Regions from separate parts of the Mus musculus genome. Here regions 2 and 3 are each linked to region 1. Evidence: chromatin loops called from intact Hi-C (ENCODE). Cell type or tissue: heart. All regions are shown on one strand.

The links. A loop is a pair of places that touch in the nucleus more often than their neighbours do. Peaks named below come from ENCODE experiments on the same cell type or tissue, not always from the same donor. Only the 100,000 strongest peaks of a DNase experiment are listed, where the experiment ranks them.
Region 2: a loop joins it to region 1, with 2.8 times the contacts of the local background. A loop is called at or near these places in 2 of 42 quality-filtered maps.
Region 3: a loop joins it to region 1, with 3 times the contacts of the local background. A loop is called at or near these places in 2 of 42 quality-filtered maps.

What each region holds. Positions count from the first base shown.
Region 1 is chr4:88,093,511-88,096,010 of GRCm38, forward strand. Focad (focadhesin) reads left to right here and starts at 1,120. Exons shown (of 44, transcript NM_001081184.1): 1 at 1,120-1,165. In heart, a CTCF peak has its summit at 1,189; a DNase peak (open chromatin) is centred at 1,051; H3K4me3 peaks cover 1,606 bases; H3K27ac peaks cover 1,443 bases.
Region 2 is chr4:88,296,033-88,298,532 of GRCm38, forward strand. Focad (focadhesin) reads left to right here. Exons shown (of 44, transcript NM_001081184.1): 19 at 952-1,069. Among named protein-coding and RNA genes, the nearest start is that of Hacd4, 140 kb to the right of the region's middle. In heart, no CTCF peak of the experiment used is centred here; no DNase peak of the experiment used is centred here.
Region 3 is chr4:88,548,976-88,551,475 of GRCm38, forward strand. No RefSeq gene overlaps it. Among named protein-coding and RNA genes, the nearest start is that of Ifna15, 8.0 kb to the right of the region's middle. In heart, a CTCF peak has its summit at 1,392 (motif pointing right); a DNase peak (open chromatin) is centred at 1,396; H3K4me3 peaks cover 736 bases; H3K27ac peaks cover 302 bases.

The DNA of each region.
Region 1 (2,500 bases):
GTACTTGTGTAGTTGGAAAACTTATGGGAATATCATCAAACTAATAAAACCAAAAAGGTAATTATAAATCTCACAGAACTCCCATGTCCCCAAGGATATAAGCGATTGAATACAGGAACATGTTCAAAATTAATTTAGATAAATTCTTACAGAATGAATGCATTATAAGTTATTGGAAGATCTAGAGATGGTGTGTGGAATGTAATTATTGTTCTGAGGTGAAGTATAGGAAACCAAGAATTTCCTGTTAGCATATTATAATGACCTTGCAAATTTAACTTACAAAACTGCTTGCTAAATTCCTACCACAGAATTAGAATCTCTAGAGATGTACCCAGGCTTCTTTTAAAGCGTCCTAATGCTTCTAAAAGTGCATGGGGTTTCAGAAACAGTCAGGTAATAGATTTCTATTCCTTTTAACTTATTTATTTATTTATAAACGCAGTTGTTTTCGTTTCTGCTGCGTTGTGCCAGGTGTCACAGACTTCCCCTGTGGGACCATTCCTTCCTATTTCGCTAAAGAAAATGCTTGGCTATAATAAATGTTATATAACAATAATAGTCGTGGTAAAGTTCTTTGAGCCAGCTCTCTTTAGATCAAATTCCCCCGTAGCAGAAATTCCTGGGCCTTGACAACTATACAAGTAGAAGCAAGGGCACAGCAGGAAGAAATGAAGTCACTGAGCAGCAGCTCCAGGAAGCAAGCTGGCTCTGAACCCTAGCTATCATGAGTACTCCAACCCCGCTCCCCCTGCCCCTCCTCCCCACTCCAGTCACGAGGATTTACAAAATCTCCAAATATCAAGAAGCTGTCCTGCATCTCCTAAAGCTGCCAACAGGACTCCCTGGCTCTGTGCAGTGGCATCTCCAGACAGGATCCTTTGCTTTCACATCCCAGAGCCTGAAGATCAGCCTGCACCCCTGCGAAGTCTGGCTGTGGCTAGGGCTGGGACCCAGCTTCACTTCAACATCTAACTGCAGTGAGCCGCCAAGGCCTTGTCACGCATGCGCGCGAGGGGGCGGGCATCCCAGCAGAGGAGGCGGGACTGGTTCTTGAAGTAGGTTTCGTATTGGCTGTCTCCGACAGGACCCGCCTCCGAGCGGTGGAGGCGGTGCGTGGGACACGTCAGGCACGGGAGCAGGCTGTGCCTGTGGCAGAAGTGAGGTAAGCCATGCGGCGTGGCTGACCGTCCACCGGCGGCAGCCGGGTGGGCAGTTGCCGCATCGGGTCCGGCTGCAGCCGCGGTCACGGGGGCGAGGGCGACCGAAGCTGGACCACTTGGGCTGGGGTGCAGGCCCGCGGCGGAGCATGTGGCGGCAAGGCCGTGGCGTCGCGTGAGGCGGGCAGGGCATTTGACCTGCTGCCCCTATTGCTGGTCCAGCGAAGCGTCCGGCTCCCGGAGGATCTGGCCTCAAGCGGTTCCCTGGTGTAAGGCTCCAGGACCCGCTGGCAGTGGAGGGGCTTGGCAGCCGGAGAGGCTGGCACGATCTGTCTAGCTTACCTGCCTCAGGTTGCGGTTGTCACCCCTCCTTAACCCGGTCGCTGGTTCGGGGCAGCGCCAGAGATCCTGGTGTCCTCTTGTCTGGCCTGGGGTGACTGTCTGAGTTCCCCGGGACTCAGACGCAGTTTTTGTCCACTTTAATGCAAAGGCTCTTGGGTGAGCAGAGCCTGTTTTCTGACTCAGGTCTCTGGCTCTGAAGAGTTTTTCTGTGGGGCTTCAGCGGTTGCAGGCGCCTGCGGTTGTGTAGGACTTAATCCCAGTTTGTTTCAGCCATGGTGCCTTGACCCCTTGTTTGTAGTTTTGGATCCAGTGAAATCATACCGTCATTGACTCATTCATTGCAAACTTTTAAAATGAGTTCCTTGGTGGATAGATAGTACCTGCCTTTGCTTGCATTTAATATGCCAGTGCTAGTGTCTGAGTTGACAAGATTTGAGATGGATTTTTTTTTTTTTTGTGGTTCATTTTTAGGATCTAGATTTAGATGCAAAAGATGAAGCTCTCTTGGACCTTATTCCAAGGGTTTTTTTTTTTTTTTTTTTTTTTTTTTTGTTGCTTTGGTTTATTTATTTATTTATTTATTTAATTTTGTTTTTTGCTTTTCCCTCTCCTTCTAATAAACCCTAAAGCCCATTGGCCCTGAGGGGTGATCCTAGTGCTTCCTATGGAAAAGTAAAGGGATGTGATTACAAGTATTCTGTAATTTTGGAATGTTCAAATTTTACAAAATTTACAAATGTTCAAGATTTACTGAACGGTGTTAGCAGTTGGGAACCAACTAAGTAAAAAACACATGATGTCATTTATGATTGTGTATTTTATGCTCCAGTGACAAGTGTTTCTGTTCACAAACACTTGACTAGCAAGCGAGTGAGTGCATGGTTACAATTTTGATTGACATCCAGTTTCTGCAAAGAAAGTACCATGACTCATCTAAATTTTGAAGTGTAATAATCATGAAGTTTTTTGTTATATATAAAAATACTCCATAGAGATAA
Region 2 (2,500 bases), 200 kb after region 1:
TACTTCAAAATGCAAATTACATACAGTAAAGCAAAGCTACTGATTACTGATTTTAGTGTTATTTTCCGTAGCAACTATTGCTAAGTCCAAAGAATATCAAGTAAAGCTTTTGTCATGTCACAAGCTTGTCACTAGAAGATTTGAAACTTTGTCTTAGAGATATAGTTGGAATAACAGTTTTTAAAAATTTAAATTTTGTATTGCTGTACATGTGTGCATGTGTGTGTTAGATGTGCACGCAGCCATGGAGGCCAGGAGAATATGTTGGAATGCCCAGAGCTAGAGTCATAAACAGTGGTGAGCTGCCCAGCATGGCGCTGGGATCCAGACTCAGGTCCTCTGGAAGGGAAACAATTGCTCTTGACTCCTGAGCCATCTCTCCAGCCTCTAAAACCACAAAGAAAAGTAAAAATCCTATAAGCAAAATATTTAACTGTAAACCACAATAGTTGAACACATTGAATATGTCAGTGTTGATATCTTACTTTACTATGTGATGTGGTGTTTTATTCATTTTCTATAATAATTGCTTATGCTGATGTTCCTATTGTATTGCTCTCAGTTCATTAAATGGAACCAAGATCATATCAAATAAAATGAATTTACCATTCAGTTAGTATAGGACAAGTAAGTGTGTGTGTGTGTGTGTGTGTGTGTTGTGGGGATGGGTGGTGGCTGAGGCAGGGTCTCTCTATGGCTGTCCTAGAACTTACTATGTAGACTAGACTGGCCTTGAACACACGGAGATTCACCTGCCTCTGTCTCTCAGCTGCTGGGATTAAAGTTGTACACCACCATACCTGCTGTTTCATGAAGGTACCTTTACAATTTTATTTAAATTGTCTTTTGATATTGAAGAGTGATTGATTAAGTCTACGGTAATTTATATTTTACATTTATATTTTACATGTCTTATTTTTACTCTCTCTAACATGTCTTTACTTACTTCAGATAAGGCCAGAGATGCCTGTTCCTGGTGAGCTGGATGAAGAGGAATCTGTGGACCTTTCCATTCCTGGCGCGTGCTTTCTCAGACTGCTGACCATCACTGCCCCTTCGGTTTTACCAGGTGACTCCTACTTGACAACCACAGGGCTGGACTTTTCCAGTGGTTTTGCCTGTGTGGGAAATTGTGAGAATTTTTTGTTTGTTTGGTGTGCACATGCTGTTGTTTACTCTCATATAGATACTTTCTAGATGAATGCTAAGTGTACCTTTGTGTTCTAGAGGGGCAGTCTTAGGTAATATGATGTTTTAACCATCATAAAACTATTAGATGACAGTAACATTTAACTGAACATAGTTGTTCTCAATGAAAACTAGATTTCATTTCAAAGGCTGGTTATTGTATAAAACAGATTTACTGTGGAACTCCAGGCCACTTCTTTAATTAATGTCTCTTTGTTATAAGCTAAGTGAAAAATGTCAACTTTTAAGAGATCTACTTGTAGTTTTATCATTATGAATTTAATTTTGTTTTAAAATTAAATTTATTCATTCATTCTCTTGCAACCCAATATCAGCTTTTCCTCTCCTCTCAGTACCCCCTCTTTTCCCTTTTGAGGAGAAGCCCCCCTCTGAGTGTTAAACACCCCCCCAGCCCTCCTCAGCACATCATGTTGCTGCAGAGGACTAGGCTCAACCTCTCCCTAAGGCCAGACTAGGCTGTCCATATAGGGGCATGGGATTCACAGGAAGGTAGCAGGCAGGTAACAGGCTCAGGGGCACTCCCTGCTCCAGTTGTTTGGAGGACCTGCATGAAGACCAACCTGCTCATTGCTACATATGTTCAGAGGGCCTAGGTCCAGCTCAGACCTGGTCTTTGATTGGTGGTTAAATCTCTGGGAGCCCCAAAGGGTTTAGGTTAGTTGTCTCTGTTGGTCTTCCTATGGAGTCCCTGTCCTTTTCAGGTTTCTCAATGTTTCTCCCAGCTCTTCCATAAGACGACCCGAGCTCCATCTAATGTTTGGCATGAGTGTGTGCATCTCTGCCCGTTGACTGCTGAGTTCAATGAGCCTCTCAAAGGACAGTTATGCTAGGCCCCTGTCTATTCTTTTGTTTAAATATTTTATTTTATTATTGTATGTGTTTGGGTGTTTTGCTTGCCTGTATCTCTGTGTGCCACATGAATAGCTGGTGCTTGGGGAAGTATTACAGACAATTTTGAGCTGCCACATGAGTGTAGGGAATAGAACTTAGGTCCTCTGCAAGAACAAGAACTCTTACCTGCTGAGGCATCTCTCCAGAACAATTTGTTCTTTCTATAAAGTATACGAATCACAGTATTAAAGTTCCAGAGCTATAAATAAATGGCTACATTATTTGTACAATATACAAATGTAAATTAGTTAATATAAGCAATAGAAGAATGTGTGTGCACTGATGCACACAGGTGTGGTGTGCTGATGAGGCAGAAGCAGATGGTCATGATTTACAGGACAGGGATAGATTTTTGCCAGGCATGGTGTATTTGAGGCTCAACTGGTATATGTAGTGAGAT
Region 3 (2,500 bases), 460 kb after region 1:
GTAAAGTCACCACTTTGAATGCTAGTTAAAATGGTAGAAGGGAAGTTAGTAAAAACAACTATGGCTATAATCATTAGTCAGTTGACACACACAGTATAAACAGAAGTAAAATATGATGTCAAGAGCATAGTTTAGGGCTTGATGCGAAAGCAGGGCCTCGTTAAAGGCAATTGAAATTAAGCATCTGTTACATGAAGTGAGCATATCCTAACTATTAGATATTTTATGTAAGCCTTGGGCTAACCAGGAAGAAAGATAAATCAGTAAGAGAGATACAAGGAGAAAGGAAAATACCACAAAGCCTCACTAGGAAGATTGTCACCAACCACAAAGGAAGCCCGCACTGTTAAAAGAAAGAATTACTAAATCCATTAACTGAACTTCAATAGCTGGTATCTCTAAAAATTGGCTATTTGAAGAATTATTTAAAATTTAAGAATTTCAATCCACTGATGTAAAAAATGTAATATGCACTTGAAATGCTTTTTTAAAAAAATAATGAGAATGTATTCACATGACAATGTAATGAACACCTGTGTACCAGCCATTCTGTCTAAAAATAAATAATTTATTGTTAAAAAGGGGGGGAATTAAAAGAATGCAAAACGAGATATGCCAATTTTCTGCTACTCTTACACAACGGATTATTTTACTTAGCATTAAAAGTAAAATCATAAAATTTGCGTGTATACTGATGGGGCTAAAGAAAAGTTATTTAAAGTGAGGTAACTCAGGCAGAAAGACAAATATATACTTGTATGTAGATATTAGCTGTTAAAATAATATTAACCAAGCTATTATAACCAGTAGAACTGCAAGAATAGGTATGCAGCAAGGGATTGGGGAAACATAGATCTCCTTGGAAAGGGGAATAGAATAGAGAGCTATGGATGAATGGTGAATGGTGGTGTGTGTGTGTGTGTGTGTGTGTGTGTGTGTGTGTGTGTAGAATGGAAGGATCAAGTTGGGGAAGGGTAAATAGGGGAATGAGTGACGGGAGATGGGGAGAAGACAGCTAAATTAAGGCCCATTTGATAGTATGGGGGCAATATAGTAGAAGCTTCCTAAAATATTTACATATATGAAGGCAACCTAAATGAAATCGCCAAATAATGGGGGAAACGGGGCCCCAAATGGACATCTCCACCCATATGTGCTAGCATCTTTGGTACAGGAAAGTATTATGTATGCGCAAAGGAAAACAGTAAAACACCAACCCAGCTACAACTCCTTTGATCTATGGTGTCCGCCAGCAAGCTCTGTTAGTACAATGGTGGCACGGAGCTTGTGAGAGTAACCAACCAGTATCTGATTTGACTTATGGACTGACACTCAAGCAAGCTCTGGCTCCTAGGACGTAGGCTCAGTCAGGTGACGCGCAGTCAGCAGGGGGCGCGCTCCCATTCACTGCTCAAGGATGCAAACCCAACGATTCCTTTCACTTTCGGATCTTCACGTCACTCTGACTGGGCATTCAACTCCACCCCCAAAATATTCCTCGAGACACAAATTCAAAACTGTGTAGAGCAGTTTTTTGTTTTTGTTTTTTTGTTTTATTAAGAACTTTTGCTTTTCATTCTTCATAGAGACAGAAAACTAAAACTACAAAGAGAAGAGAAACACCTGCCACCTGCGGGACAAGCAGAGAGTGGAGGCAGGAGAATTACTGTGGCTTTGGCTGGATTCTGAAATGGATTCTGCGAAGCTGGAGGGGCTCAAATGGGAGGGATAGCAGCCCTGCAGTGCGGCTCCCAGCTGCTCCTGTGACAGAGGAAGTTTGACCTTTTCCAGGACTTGTCCCAAAGGTCTACGGAATTTCTCTTTTGGACAAGAACGGACGGCAATGCTCCATCAATAAGCACTGTTCTGGAGGTCTGAAAAACTCAGTAGAAGGCACGTTGACTGCCACAAGATCATCCTATGTGCCTTGATTGGCCTTGAACGCTATAGTCTCTCCCGGGCGCTGGGAATAAGGCATGTGCTGGCATAGCCTGCCTGGGTTTCTGTTACCAATTACTTTAAGTCTGAGTGTATATGGTTATTAAGTTATTTCTCTTGACAGTCTTCTTTATCAATGGTTGCTGTTATATAGCGTGCATAATAGTATTTCTCTGCTTAATATGCTGTTTTGTTCTTTATTCTGTGAGGAAGATTCTTTCTTATTTTTTTTTTTCATCCATTTGACCATATATCTTACTCCTTGATTTATCTTAAAATTCGCCAGGTGCAATTAGTACTATTGAATGATTAACTAAAGCTCTCCACTGCACACCAGTTCTAAAGTCACAGTGTTAAAACACGGTGTCTTAGTTCAGGTTACCATTGCTATGATGAAACACTGTGACCAAAACGAACTTGGGGAGGAAAGGCTTTATCTGGCTACTGCATCCTGAATCTGTTGAGGGGAGCGAAGGCAGGAACTCAGAGAAGCAGGAATCTGGAGGCAGAGACTAATGCAGTCCACGGTGGAGCGTTCCTTTCTGACTTGATCCTCACAACC